Linked DNA regions of Homo sapiens: region 2 is linked to region 1. Evidence: chromatin contacts called from ENCODE Hi-C or POLR2A ChIA-PET data. All regions are on one chromosome and are shown on one strand. The core of a region is the stretch at or near the end of the contact, and the rest is flanking DNA. Distances in the headings are between cores, read along the strand shown. Region 1 holds the start of FLI1 (Fli-1 proto-oncogene, ETS transcription factor). Region 2 holds the start of KCNJ5-AS1 (KCNJ5 antisense RNA 1).

Region 1 (7,221 bases), core at 2,930-5,429:
GGCAGCAACACCTTCTTGAGGACAGAAGTCAAGCCTCTGTTCCCAAGTATTCCTCACTCTGCTGCTTCTTCCAAACCTTGTCCAGATGTTTCCCTGCCCTGCCAGTGACAACCTGCCCTCCAGAGCCTTGCAGAGCCAGCCATAACCCTGGCCCTTCTTTCGGGCTGTGCTTGTCCATTGTTGACTGGCTGTGTGGTTGGTGCTGTACTCTTCTGGAGTTAATGACGAGAGAGTGCCTCTGCCCGACTGTGACTTTGTTAGACACGCTTCTCCTCACCATCCTGGCTATATAGCGTCATTACTTTCCATTCCCTAACCTGCGTTATTGTTCTTCAGAAGATATATCACCACTCAACTGAGATTGTTCTCTGTATGTGTCAGCTCCCTCCACTAGCGTCTACATTCCTGGAGGGTTTTGACCCCTGTTTTATCCTCAATACACAGTGCAGAGCCTTGCAACATAATAGATGCATCATAAACATTTGTTGAATTAATGAAATATGCATGATGGTAAATTTGGACCTGTGTTCTAATTTTCTGACCAATCTGTCCTGGTATGCCCATTCCCAAAAGCAAAGTTCAATTAATGTGTATCCAGCTAAGGTGGCAGGCTTTAAAACATTATTCCTGTGACTTGTGGCAAGGAGGTGCTTTGGCCCCATTTTCTAGATAAGGAAACAGATTCAAGAGGTGCCTTGCTATAAGGCACATGAAGTTAATTTAATGTGTATCCAGCTAAGGTAGCAGACTTTAAAAATTCTTCCTATGGCTTGTGGCAAGGAGGTGCTTTGGCCCCATTTTCTAGATAAGGAAACAGATACAAGAAGTGCCTTGCTATAAGGCACACAGCTACTAGGTAGCAGAGCTGAGAATGAACCCGGGCTTTCTGACTCCAAATCCACTGTTCATTCTCTATTTCCCACCTTCATTCACCATGTCTGTCTTCTCTGTCTCCCCATCTGTAATGACACCACGTGCACTGAGTCAGGCATTCATAGATAAAATTAACTGGATTCAACTGAAGCCAGCCTAAAATTAAGATGCAGTTTTTGAAACCAGGTCATTTCTTAAAGCAGCAAACAGTATCATGTGCTTTTTAACACTGATAATATCAGTGTGGGAAGCAGGGGCGTGGGTCGGGTGTTGTTTAATACTGCAAGTTAACCTGTCTGTGACAAAAGAGTAGCGTGGCTCCAGCAAATATTGCTTCTCCCAATGTGACGGTCAGAGCCTTTCCAGGAGCCGTTCTTGGAAAAGAGAAGAGAATATAATATGGAGGGACTTATAAGGAGGGCAACAAGATTGGGATTTTGTAATCACATAGAGTTGTGCAAATTATGCACAAAATAAAGGGCTTCTGTGAAGAAATCCAGACTTCCCTGGCTTCCTGCACCAAATACCACCTAAGTGCCAAGACCCACAGGTATTTTGAAATATAGACATGACTTATATTTGAGGAAGAACTATGCAGGTGCATAAAATCACATCCTAGAATCACTCAAACCTGATTTTTCCAGGCAGTTCAAACTGGAAATGGACACCCTGGATTTGTGTACACAAATTAGATTCTCTCTAGAGTGTCGTCAACCTCGATCAGTGTAGGGCTGGATTTAGTGCACATACAGGCAAGTGTTCTTGTAAACACATATGAGCACATTTTAGGCACTGAGAAGATTGGTTAGATACTACTGTAGAGGTAACCTAGTTCCACTGTTTCATTTTTGTGATGACTATGAATCTCAAACAGGCTTAATGGACGGTTCATTCTCACCAAGAGAGCAGAAGAATGCTGGCCTCTCTCCTGGTCCACTGTCCTCTCCAAGCACAGTATTTGAACTATTGTGGGAACAGGATCTGGAAACCCCAAGATCCAGAGGTCACATGCGAACAGAAAACTGTGGCTTTCACACAACTTAAACACCAACACACACACTAAAGGCTCAATCTTGCAGAATGCTTGGAGACTGAAGGTAGCTCTGTGGGGACTCAGCCTAGCCAGGTAACTTAGGTGAATGACAGGTTGCTCACAGGGAGGGTTTGGAGGAGCTCATGGCTCCTACCACCCACAAAAAAAGGAAGGACTTTCACTCCCATCCTTGGCCTGAAGTGTCAGGTTCCTGCTCTAAGCCTGTTCTCGAGGCCTGCCATGCCAATCCCTGTGTGTATCTAAAGAGGTTAGCACATCCTGGGTACACAGACCACAGCTTCCTCCTTTTGCTCAGGGCCTGTGCGTAGAGTTTAAGCAGTGTGGAGATATTTCTTCACTTTTCCTTAGGGTGTCCACATCAAGACCCTGAGGCCATCTTACCACCCTTCTGGATCAGAAGAGGCCTTCAGAGTAAGTGGTAACTGTCCTGATTGGGGCGAGGGAGTTTTCTAGAGGGGAGCATCTCATTACTAAACCCAGAAATACAGAGACACTTGCATGAACACATCAACAGGAAGCAGAGAAACAGGCATAAAATGGCCCAATGACCCCCACTCTCGGGTCTTTGCAGGAATCCCCTCTCACCTACTTCTCACCTACTCACTTTGGGTTTGAGGAACCCAGGCTCTTATAGGCTCTTATAGCTCCCTTTAACCCATCACAGTCAGTTATCTCATCTCCAGATTTGCAAGTTCCTTCGGTTGGTGTCTTTTACCTAAGTCAGCATATTTCAAACTTTCATAAAAAAAACTTAGAAAATAAAAACCACGACCCCACCCAGAAGATAAAAATCTCTTGAATTCTCTGAGCCCAACATCTTAGCCTTCTCTTGCTGAGCCCTGAGCAGGGAGTCGATTCTTTCGGGTTCTGGGGAATGGCGGGCTCTGCCAGTCCCCACCTCGCCAGCCTAATAGTTTTTCCAGACAGACTCCCGCTTGGTGTTGCGCGGCAGCCTCGAAGCTAACCCCTGGTCCCATTCATTCCCCTAGGTCCTCTAAGGCCCGTCACGTTAGGGGGTGTCCCTCCTCTCTGCTCCTGGCCCTACTTGGCGAACCCTTTCAGAGACAGCAGTCAACTTTTCTGAAGTGAGACGCGAACCCAAACCCTCACCTTTCCGCCTGGGTTGCACTTTGCAACCTAGACCCAGGCTTGGCGGCGGCGGCTGGGGTGGGAATGGCCGGGCGGGCGCGGGGCGCGGGCTCACAGCCGGCCCCTGCAACGGAGGCGGCTCCGAAGGACGCAGGACCCTTTCGGAGGCGACAGCTCCAGGAGCCCTGGTCCTGGAGCCGGCGCACGCCTAGGCGCGAAGGGCGGGGGCTCGGGGCGCTAGGGATCTGTGCGGACGGGGGCTGGGGAAGGTTCCCCGCCGGAGAGGCGGCGAGGCCGGCCCAGGAGTCCCGCGGAGCCGGCGGCTCTCCAGCGCCTAGAGCCGGGCGACTGAGTGCCGAGAGGAAGGGAAAGCGCTGACATGTAAACAGGGGCTTCCATCTGGAGGAGCCCGCTCAGATAGATCCCCCGACACACTCACTTGCACCCCTACCCTCGTGCAACGAGGCCACTTACCCACCCCAGGGCCCACCAGGCAGGGACCCGAGCCCGGGCGACTGCAGCCCCCGCCCCCGCCGTGTTCCGCCTCTGCGGAGAGGAAGCCCAGTGCCTAGCGCTGGGGCCACGGGAGCCCCGGGTGTCGGTGGGAGTGGTGGACCCCGAGGTCTCTCGCCCTTGACTCCGTTCCGTACCCTGGGGTCCCCCGGTTTCCCGCCGTCCCCTCCTGCAGCCCCGGCGGGCAGCGAGGTGGGAGGGGGGCCGGGGCTCCACTTTGGGGGCTGGGATTTCGGGGGAGGGTCGCCCTCAATGCGGGCGCCTGGCCGGCTGGCCCGCGAGTAGGACTCGCCACCCGAGCGCCGGAGGAGCCGGCGCGAAGCCGGGGCGCGGAGGGAAGGGAGAGAGGCCACGTCTTCCGGGACGCGGGCCCCGCACCTACCCGCCCGCCGCTTCGCCTCCCCGGCCGGTCCCCGCCGCCCGCGTCCGTTGCCCCGCCGCTTACCTTAATAGTCCCGTCCATTTGGCCAAGTCTGCAGCCGAGCCCCCCAATATTCCACACATTGACCCGGTTACAGCCTGACCTCGCAGCCCCTTCGGATTAGCCCGGCGCGGCCTCCCTGGCGCCCTGGGCCCTCCCTGCGTGCCCCCTGCGAGCGCCCTGCCCTCACTCCCCTGTGCACGTTTGTTGTTGTAGCGGAGCGAAAGAGACAGTTAACCGGATGAAACTTTTTTTTCAGCTAATTTTGGGAAGTGACTTCACTTTGCGAATCGGGGAGGAAGTCCTATCTCTCTCTCTCTCTCTCTCTCTCTCTCTCTCTCTCTCTCTCTCTCTCTCTCGCCTCGAGCTCTCCTCTCTCTTCTCTCCCCTCTGCTCTCCCTCGTCTTCCCTCCCCCCCCACACCCCCTCTTCCTCCCCTGCTGGTCCTGCTTTTCGCATCACACACTATATAAATATACGCGGAGATGCCCAGACACATTCATGCGCTGCGCACACAGGATACTTGCTCCTGGGAGATAAGAGCTAGCCGGGAACAATGACGGGGTCCACGCCCAGCGTCCGCGCCCTGATTCCCGAAGTCTGAACCTCCCCCCATCACCTTCCCCCAAAATCCAAAGCCAAAGACCTTTGGCTTCTTTGCTTTTCCTGAGGCGGTTGGCCGAAGGTGGCCCTCCTGACTCATTCACTTTCCGTTTCTTCCCACAGATACGTTCATTAATGCTTTTTCCAGCCGGAGACAAACTTTTTGGGGGTGGGGTAGGGGGGGTATGGAGGGAGAGTTGGCTAGGGCTGCGGGTAACCCAGCGCCTACTGCCGGGGAAGACTCGGACGAAAACCGAGGCAAACCAACCATTAAAAAGTGCATCCAATAAGAATTTTTCCACTCAGGCCCTCCGCTGCCGAGACGCGGCAGACTCCCAGAGCGGCTCACCCACTCATCGAAGCGGATTCTGGGCGGTTTCGGGCTGACCCGCGCTGTCAGGGCGCGGACTCCATTCCGGGCGCATTGTTAGGAGAAGGGGCCCCTCGGGGCGGCGCGCCTCGACCCTGGGCTCCCGGTGCCCGCAGAGGGCGGAGATCCGCGGCGCCCTAGGCCACCTATCCGCATCTTCTCGAGCCAAACCCCCAGCGCTTACCCGGACCCGACGGCCCAAGCACTGACTCCCAGGCAAGAGTCGCCCTTCCTGGTCCCCAGGGAACTGACACTACCGCGGGACGTTCCCTCTAGGACAGTCAGCAGGTCCCAGGAGCGCAGCACGCAACAGCGCAGAGCAGACCCAGACTTTTCCCGGGGTGAGACCCGGAGGCCCGCGCTCTGGACCGTCCTCCCTACCCAGCCTGGAGGCCGGCGTTCCCCGGCCCAACCCGGAGACCTCCCCGCCTCCCTCCTGGGCCGCCGCGCGCCCCAGTTGGAGCAGCCTCGAGGGGCTGGGCCCTTTCGGCCGGACTCCCTTCTCCCGGACATCCAAAACAGGTTACCTTGTCCACGCTCTCCGGACCACGCTTTGGACTTGCTCACTTTTATTTAAGAGTCCGACGGGGGAAAGAGGGAAAAAAAATCCAGAGGAGATCCAAGTCAATTGGAAGAAAAAATTTCAAAAGGGTGTCCACAGAGGCGAAAAAAGGTGACTTATTAATTCTTTATTTCTTCAGGAGCAATTGAGCCCGAGAGCTCACTCGTCTCCCTCCCTCCCCCTCCCTCTCTAGAAATTAGTCTCATCAATTCGGCTCCAATTTTGGGTTCGAATACAGACACGGGTCTGAACGTGACCAGACCTGGAGTGGCGGGTGCAGCCTGCCAGCAATTGAGACTTGGTGTGCGTGTTGGGGGTGGGGGTGGGGTGGATGGTGGGATGGGGGCCGGGCTGACTCCCCCCGCTCCTGTCTGCTTCTCAATCCAGGGGTCTGCTCCGGGGCTCCCCTGGGACCGCCACATCTGGTTACCGCTAGCGGGGTCAGTCCCCCCCTTTGCCTGGGGCCACCAGTTCTGGAGTTCAATTAAAAGAAATCAGGCTTAACCCTTTCCTCCCCGCGGCAGGCTGCCTGCCCTCTCACTCCTCCCTTCAGCGTTTCCACGTGCTTTCCAGAGAGGAAAGAGGTTAACGGGAAAGGAAGAATGAATTACATCCTTTCAAACCCCAAATTGTTTCCTTTTCAGCCCAGGCTCTACCGACCTTCAAACTACAACAGAGCTTTCAGGAGAATGCGGAGAGACGGCTTCCCACCCGGACCTCACCAGAAACCCGCACACCCCAGCCACATTGCTCCTCATTCAGCCAGAAAGGACTCCAACTCCACCACCAGGAGGCCCCCCTTCCTGGTGCTGGCCAGTTGCAGAGGCTGTTCATGGCATCCCACAGGTGGCGACTGCCCCCCACCCTCCTCCTAGCACTTTAGAGGGTCCCTCTGTGGCAGACACCATGGCTAGGTTTCTCTTTCCAACTCCTGTTGGTCTGGCAAGTGACAGATCATCTTCACTACATTAATCAGTAGTCACCCGAACATTCCTATACTGTCCCCCAATTCCTTTCAGCACCAGCTGCCTCCCCCACTGGAATTATTCAATATGGAACTAGATTAAATTGAAGACTTGCCCTTTAGTTTTTAACTGTGGAACTCCATCGCACTTTCTGTTTCTCCAAAGCTACGGCAATTTCATGGTTTTGGAGATGGGCGGGGGGTAGTGGAGAGCCTGGCACAGGCACCACTAGATGCATAGACACAGGCACCCCGGCCCTTTGGGACTCACAGACTGGCACTGGTGCCACTGTTGTTGGCGATTTTCAGCCCCCTGGGAGAAGCTCCTGTCCATTCACAGAGGTCTCCACCCAGAAAGAAGACCCCACCTAACTCTGACTAGATGCCTGCGGGAATCTCGGATTTCCTCCATCCAGTGTTGGCATGCCCGTAGGTCAGTTTGCCCCACTTTTATGTAACTCAGGGTTTGATGGTCAACTCCACTGCTACTGCTGCTTTTTTAAATCCTGAAAGGGGATGGGGGAAGCGCCCTAACCAAGCACAATAGTAAACAAGTCTACCCTGTTTAATGTGGTTACCACCAGACATCTGGAAAGATGGTTTGATCCTGGCAGCTCACATTGTTTTCACGAGCAGCCAAAGGGGATATTTTGAATGTTTGCATTGAGACAAATTGATAGAGAGCCTGCGGTGAGGGCCTACAAATGAAAACTGTCTTGTGTTAGTGGGGCAGACCTCCCCTTCCCTCTCCTCTCCCTCCTCTCTTCTCTCC
Region 2 (7,132 bases), core at 420-2,919, 210 kb before region 1:
AACTACTATAGCCAAACCCCTGTGCTAGGAGCTGGACATAAAGCAGTGAAGAAGATAAACGCAGAGCCAGCCCTCCCATAGTTGATATTCTAGCATTTCCTCTTTGAAGCTAGGGTTTTTGCAGAACTGTCTGTAGAGGACAGACAGGGAGGAATGCTGTGGCTGGCCTAGGTAAGCTGAGCATCCTAGCTACTCTCTGCAGGACGCAGGGAAAGGCACTGACTTGAGCAAATCCTATTAAGCCTCATCAAGCCTGATACTTCTCTTCTTCCATCCTCTCCTGTGTCTGTGAATGGGAAGCTGTGTTGAGACATGATGAAAGCTTTTGGAAAAGACAGAGCTTCAAGTCCAGCAAAGTGGTTTAATCCCTTTGATAGGAAAACACAAGTGGAGAAAGACTCAAAAGAGGCAAAATCAAAGGAAGTTGTATTTCAGATGATGCGTTAGTGAATGTGACATCCATTTAGATGGACCTCTGAATGAAGAATGTCAAACATCACGCACCCACAGGGAGGAAAACTTGGTGTCATGGCGTGGTCTAGAATGTCAGGAGTCAGGGCCCTAACAACTTGGTAAGAGCCTTGCTTGGGGGTCAGCAGGGCTTCCTGGAGAGACCACTGGCTTGGGAGTCTTTTCACAGACTCAGTCTCCCTATCTGTGATCACAAGCATCTTTATCAATTTCCTACTTTCTAAGATATGCTGGATCAAAATGTACCACTCTCTGAGCTTTGAAACACGGGATGAAGTTGGAGGAAGAGGAATGGAGGAGGGCGTGCTTATGTCTCATATGGAGATATTTGTATACTCTTCTGTGGGAATATATATGACTGTACTCATAGGAAAATGCTCCAAACTGGTTGGTGAACAGGCTGCCCCAGTCCCCTCAAGGCCCTTTAGGGTTAGCAGGAAGCATTCGAGGTGTTACACTTGAATGTAACACCAGAATACATGCTGGGGACAGAGAAGGCACTTGTAAGTAGGCAGAATTCCAACACACCCTCGTGATTCCTGCCCCCTGGTATACACCCCCTGAGGAACCCCAGGAAATCCTCACTCCCATGACTGGGGCATGTCATATGGCAGAGCTGAACTGAAGAAAGAAAGTTCATCTGGGGTGAGCTTGACCCAATCACAAGCCCTTTGAAGGGATTGGGCTTTTCCCGAAGTAAGAGATTCAAATTATTAGAGGAATTAGACAGAGGGGGCTTCTCCTTTGCTGGTTTTAAAGATGGAGGGGGCCACACGGCAAGGAATGTGGGTGACCTCTGGGAGCTGAGAGCAGCCCCCAGATGATAGCCAGCAAAAAAGTGAGGACCTCAGTCCTACAACCACAAAGACCTGAATTCTGCCAGAACCACAGGAGCTTGAAGGGGGCCCTGAGTTCCACATGAGAATGCTGGCCTCGCTGACACCCTGGTTTTGGCCTTGTGGGAACAGAGCAGAGGACACAGTCGCATCAAGCCTGGACTTCTGACCTACAGAACTGTGAGCTGATAAGTGGGTGCTGTTTCCAGCCACTATGTCTGTGGTCATCTGTTATGGCAGAAATAGAAAATCCAGTACAGAAAGGGAAGTCGGATCATAAACAGTTAGGAAGGCTGACTCTGGCATCAGATGACCTAGGTTCCTATTTTGCCTGGAGCTGAGGCACATTTGGAAAAGTTACTTCTCTAAGCTTCCGTTGCTTTATTTGCAAAATGGGGATAACAGTACTCACCAAAAAGAGCTGCTGCGAAGATGAAATGAAAGGTGTGTGTACAGTGCCTGGTTTACAGGAGCCCTCCTGAGAGGTAGCTCTTAGGATTTTCCACCAGGGGGCAGGGCTGGGAAAGGGGCTGGAGGGGTGGGGGTGAGGGGCAGGAGTGCTTCAAACGCCTTGAGGATAAGGAAGGAGAATCAGCAAGTCCCGAGTTCCTACGGTGTGTCAGCATCGTGCTCCCACTCCCGGGAGAGAGGCATTATCTTCAGTTTACAAAAGGGGAAAACAGGTGAGAGTTTAAAAACCTCGCCCGGAATCGCACGGCTAGTGCTGCAGGCTCCCCGGATTCCGCAGCAGCTGCTCTAGATGAGGGCATGCCTAGAGGCTCTGCTCCGCTGCAGCGTCTACGAGACCGGGAACCCGTGCCCCTTTCCTCCCCCCGCCCCGCCCCCCCAGAAGCCACGCCTGAGGAATTTTCTAAGACCTTTCCCTTTCGTCCCTCCCACGCCTAAGGTCCAGGTCCCAGGGCTTTCCCTTGCACCTTCATCCCTGGCCCTGCAGAGGCCTGCTTCTCGCTTCCGGGGTCGCCAGAGCGCCCCTCCCGCCACCCCGCCATCTCTTGGCCGGATCGTGCGAGAGAAGGGGAGGAGGTTGGGACGGGGGAGGGTGGCTGCGACAGGGGAGGGGAGCCTGGGAGAGGTGGGGAGGGAGGCTGGGACGGGGGAGCCCCAGCGCGGCAGGAACCGGGAGCCCTGAGCGCCACAACGTCTAGCGTGGCCTCGGAGGGTGACACAGGGGAGACCCCTCACCCCGCAGGGGACGAAGCCCCCAGTGCGGCTGGATAAGGCGGTGCTCGACGCCTGGGTGTGGCCCCCTGGCCAGCTGCAGCTCTGCGGCTGCGGAGGAGGCGGGGCTGGGGGATGCGGGGTGGGAGGGTGAGAGCCAGGAGGGGCCTGCGGAGGGGAGACAGAGGCCCTGTCCCCAGGGAACGGGCGTGGGGAGGCCGTTGGCAGTGCCGGGGACTCCCCGCCAGCGGGTCTCTCTTCCTGGAGGAAGGGCGGGCCAGCGGCCCCAGCCACCCAGAGACTGTGCCCAAGCCACACCGGTGGACAGGATCCTCCCAGGGGCCAGTCCTGGTTTCCCAGCTTTTCACAATTACCAACCTTAAAACAAAACAAAATTATCCTCTAGTGTACTCGGAGGTTTAATGGCACAGAGCCCGGTGGTAATAAATCTTTAAAAACCCGTCAGGTATTTCATTTAAAAACCGCACCATTTTGCAGCTATTTGTTCTATCAACTTAGGTCTGTGTCTATTTTTGAATTTCTGAACGTTTTACGGGTTTGCTTTTTGAGCCTGTTTGTTTCATAGCACATGATGGAGTAGGTGTGAAATCCCAGTGGAAGCTGACACAGGGCTTCACTCACTCAGTCAATTAGTCAGCGAACCCCCACTCAACACCCACTGGGTGTTTGAATTATGTTGAGCTCTGGGGATAGAAGGAGGTCGACTCACACTTCACTGGCATTCGTTCCTGTGCTTTCCCTTCCTGGGGATCTGGCTAAAATGCGGGTTCTGATTCTGTAGGTCTGGGGTTTCCAGAGTCCGCGGTTTTGCTAAGAAGCCGCAGTGATGTTGACGCGGCTGGTCCTCAGTGCACACCTGAGTAGCACGACCTCTCCGCCCTGGACGCACGCTGCCATCAGCTGGGAGCTGGACAACGTGCTGATGCCTAGTCCCAGAATCTGGCCCCAGGTGACTCCAACAGGTAATGAGATTGACGACCCTTGATGCGTTCTCTGTCCGCAAGGAGTTCCTGGTCTGGTGGGGAGTACACAGGCAAAAAAAATCAGTGCAGTAGAGAGTGAGAGAGAGGCCAGGGTGCAGTCCTGAATTTGGCTTGTCTGGGGTGGGCGAGGAAGAGTCAGGAAGGCCCTGGTGAGGAAGGCGTCCAGTGAGCAGGGTGAGGTGGCAGAGCCTTGTGGGCCTGAGAACAGGGGAGCAAACAGTAATAATAGCTCCAGCATGGAATCCCTGTTCTGTGCCATCTTTGTGCTGAGTGTTTTTCATGCATTGTATCATTTAATCCTGAAACAGATCTATTAAGTCCGTTTTAGTCGCCTCATTTTACAGGTCACAAAAGCAGAGTGATGTGGTAGCTTGCTTCAGGCCACACAGTTACTAAGCAGCGGGCTAGGTTTTGTCTGATTCCAAAGGCTCTAAGTGCAGCCACCGCTGCCTGGGAGGTTGGTTCCTCCTGAGCCCTCTGGGTGTGATGGGGTTGTTCTGAGTCCCGGGGGGAGCACCAGGGAAGGAACTCATGATTTCCTGCCATGTGGTCCGCTGTGCACAAGCTGCCCGGCAGCTCGGGTCACTTCCCGCCAGCCAGGGCTGTGTTCTCCCTCTCCCTCCTGCTCCCCTCCAGCATGCTCCCTACTCATCTAACAGCTGCTCCTCGGTGTTTCTAAGCACAATACTTGCCCCCAGAGGTCCCTGATTGCTCCCAGGAAATAAGATGTCCATGCATCCCAGGTAACACCTGTCATTCTGGCATCATCACCAAGAGTGCCCCGTCACTCTCTGAAGGTCTGCTTGGACAACGGCCCCCGCAGTAGAAACAAGACCACTAACTAGCAGCCACTGATTTCATTCTTAACACCCCTTCACTGGATTCTCCTTCATCTAAGGCAGGTCTGCCTCTGTCAGGAGTGAGGGTAACACCTCCTCACTCTGGAATTTCTCAGCTGGGCAGGATGTGCATGCCATAGTAACCAGAACCTGTGAGTCTGTGCTGAGCTCTGCCGTCTACACCCACGGCTGTGGCTGTGTGAGGTGAGTGCAGCTGCCGGATCGCGTTCTTCCAACACAGACACACTCTACATCCTTCTTGGTCACGTGCAATTAGTAGGCTTTCTCCTATTTTTATTTAAATGGGATGTCTTAGAGCTTCATTTTCATATTTTGATGTAGAGAAACATTTAAAATGTTGCATTCTCTTTATTTTAGGAAAAGCACATATACAAACCCATGATAAATGCAACCAAAACTTGCCCTGGGTTTGGGGGACATGGTAGGGGGTGGTGGGGACTGTGGTGAGCTGTACACACACGCAGTTCTAAAGCGGCAGCTGCTACTCGGCTCTAGTTCATTATTGCCTTGCCATGCCGTGGAGCCAGTACTGCAAGATCCTCCCTTTGCTTTTTCCAGAAAAGCCAGAAATTAAACTTTTGAAGATGAAATTTTTTTTCCATGTTGACCACTAATTCAACAATTTTTGAAAAAGTGAGCAAGCCATAGAGAATCTATGTGTGAGTCAGATTCAGTCTGTCAGCTGCCGGTTCGTATTTCTGGGCTAGGGAGTCGGAGAGAGGCCTTTTCTGCCCATGGACATGTTGGGCTGCGTTGTGAGTTAGGCTGAGAGTGCTGTTAAGAGTTGTGGTAGTGCCACTGAATTCCTCTCACAGCCTCCCTGTTTGCACCAACAGGTCTGCCACAAACATTACCTGTCAGTCCTCAGGACAACAAAGGCAGGCGGCCCGGCAGGAAGAGGAGAACTCAATCTGCAAGGCCCATGATAGTAGAGAGGGCCGCCTGGGCTACCCCCTCAGTGCCCATCAGCCTGGTTCCGGTGGTCCTAACTAGCCCTGTCTCCTTGCCAATAGCCCTGTGCTCCCCAGCCCCCTCCCCCATGCAGACGGCTGCTATGACATCCCTGTTCCTTAAAGTGCGGGGTTCCTCGCTGCCTTCTCCTCCCTAACTGGCACCCTGTGCAAACCTGCTGCAGAGAACAGTGTCTTGGGCAGTGCGATAGTCCTCCAGTTCACCAACAGTAAAAATGGTCTCAATGGGGAGAGATGTCTGACTGCAAGCGCTGAGTCCTTCCAGAGGAGGGCTGGAGGGACAGGAGGGCGGATCAGGTGGCCTCCTGAGCTGGTTCCTGGCGCCGATGTAATGGATGCTGATTACCAGCGGTGAGGGCATCGTGGAAGGGACTGCAGAGGTGTGCGAGATGAGTGGAATGAGGCCCCAGGTGCTGATTTTTATGCCCAGGATGCTCCTGGCTGTCATGGGCTCCCAGGGGCTCCAGGCATGCACAGCTCTTCCGCCTCTTCTCGAAGCAGAATGCCCCAGAAAGGGCACCTTTACTATCCAGGGTGGCTAGAGTCGCCGGTGGCTGTGCGTGGGGGCTGAGGGCTAGAATCAGGGCAAGGGGCTTTCAGTGAAACGCAGAGCCAGGCAGGGACAGCGCGGATCTCAGAACAGTCTTTGTCAGATGGGACACTTCATCCCCGCGGAGCTGTCCGTGCACACAGCGTTCTCTGATTGCCAAGCTGTTAAGCACTCTGCGGAAGGGAGCTGCTGGGAAGGCGGACGAGGCATCTCAGGTGGGTGAGGGGCTCCGCTGCATCAGCGTTGCTCAGACCCACCATCCCTGGGGAGCTGTCACTGACGCCCAGGTTTCCCCTTCTCAGTACATCCTGTGCCTCCTTTCTGGGCTGCCTCAGTCCCTCAAAGGGGAGCTCCCCACATGGGTGGGATTATTGTTGAGAACAGTCAGGGTGTTGACGAGGATGCAGGACTGAGGTTGCTCCCAGAGTCACTCAGTGTCCCTCGTTTTGCTCGGAGACATCCTGACCTGGGCAAGCTCTTTAGGGAGCATCTTTCCTGTCTGTGCCGCATTCTCCATGGCCTTTGCACTCTTTTTGCTTTTGTTTTAAACACGTCATCAATTCATTGCCTGCAGCAGCTTGTACTGCCTTTTGGTTTTTCTTTGCAGAACAGCTCTGGAAGTGAAGTGTGTGTGTGTGTGTTTGCGTGCACTACTCTGGACTGGGTGCCTTACACGTGTTAACACACTTGATCAGCTCAGCAACACTGTGGAATAAGTGTAATGTGTCCATTATTCAGATCAGGAGACTGAGATTCAGAGCAGGGAGGGAACTTGCCAGAGACCACATGGCTTGCAAGCAGCAGAACCTGGGTTTGAACTGACAGCGGCCTGACTTCAGAACCCACGCTTTCCCACCCTCCTACTTCACACCCATTTGAGTCCAGCCATCTTGGTTCTGAATCATAACCCTGACTCTCCTGGCCACATCCTATGCTCCACATTACATGTTACTCTACAGGTTACCACCCTGGGTCTCTTTCCTATATAAGAAATAGAAATATTTGTGGAAATCCTAATGTTCATGACATCTCTGCCATTTTATCAGGAAAAATTCTATCCTACCAAATACTGGTATAATGTACTTGGCCCCCCTGGATTGGATTGGTATAGGTTAAGAGCAGATATAAGGTCTGAAATAATCCCGGTATTCCTAGTATGTGGAATTATTATCATGGAATCATAATGGCAGTTTGCACCTCTGTTGGGCTCTTTCAACTCCTGTGTTGGCTCAGGAGAATCCTATCACATTAGTCCCCTTTT

What was found. Hi-C counts contacts between places; a loop is a spot of excess contacts on that map. ChIA-PET counts read pairs that join two places held with the same protein, here RNA polymerase II (POLR2A). Pooled maps may share reads with other maps.
Region 2: a loop to region 1 is called in a pooled map, with 2.2 times the contacts of the local background. The contact joins the promoter of KCNJ5-AS1 here to the promoter of FLI1 in region 1. A Hi-C loop is called at or near these places in 1 of 50 pooled maps. POLR2A ChIA-PET finds 5 or more read pairs at or near these places in 2 of 52 experiments (BJ and PC-3).

The regions. Positions count from the first base shown.
Region 1 is chr11:128,691,030-128,698,250 of GRCh38, reverse strand. FLI1 (Fli-1 proto-oncogene, ETS transcription factor) reads right to left here and starts at 4,179. Exons shown (of 9, transcript NM_002017.5): 1 at 3,975-4,179. The coding sequence starts at 3,992. SENCR (smooth muscle and endothelial cell enriched migration/differentiation-associated lncRNA) reads left to right here and starts at 2,228. Exons shown (of 3, transcript NR_038908.1): 1 at 2,228-2,338; 2 at 4,860-5,596; 3 at 6,130-6,579. RefSeq lists silencers at 3,148-3,277, 3,328-3,547, 3,588-3,637, 3,858-4,227, 4,911-5,050 and 1 more and a cis regulatory region at 3,959-4,691.
Region 2 is chr11:128,900,768-128,907,899 of GRCh38, reverse strand. It overlaps KCNJ5-AS1 (KCNJ5 antisense RNA 1), which reads left to right and starts at 1,669. Exons shown (of 4, transcript NR_045767.1): 1 at 1,669-1,751; 2 at 3,289-3,469; 3 at 4,389-4,533; 4 at 5,187-7,132. The region is part of intron 1 of KCNJ5 (potassium inwardly rectifying channel subfamily J member 5); the gene reads right to left. RefSeq lists a silencer at 2,735-2,804 and an enhancer at 5,512-6,270.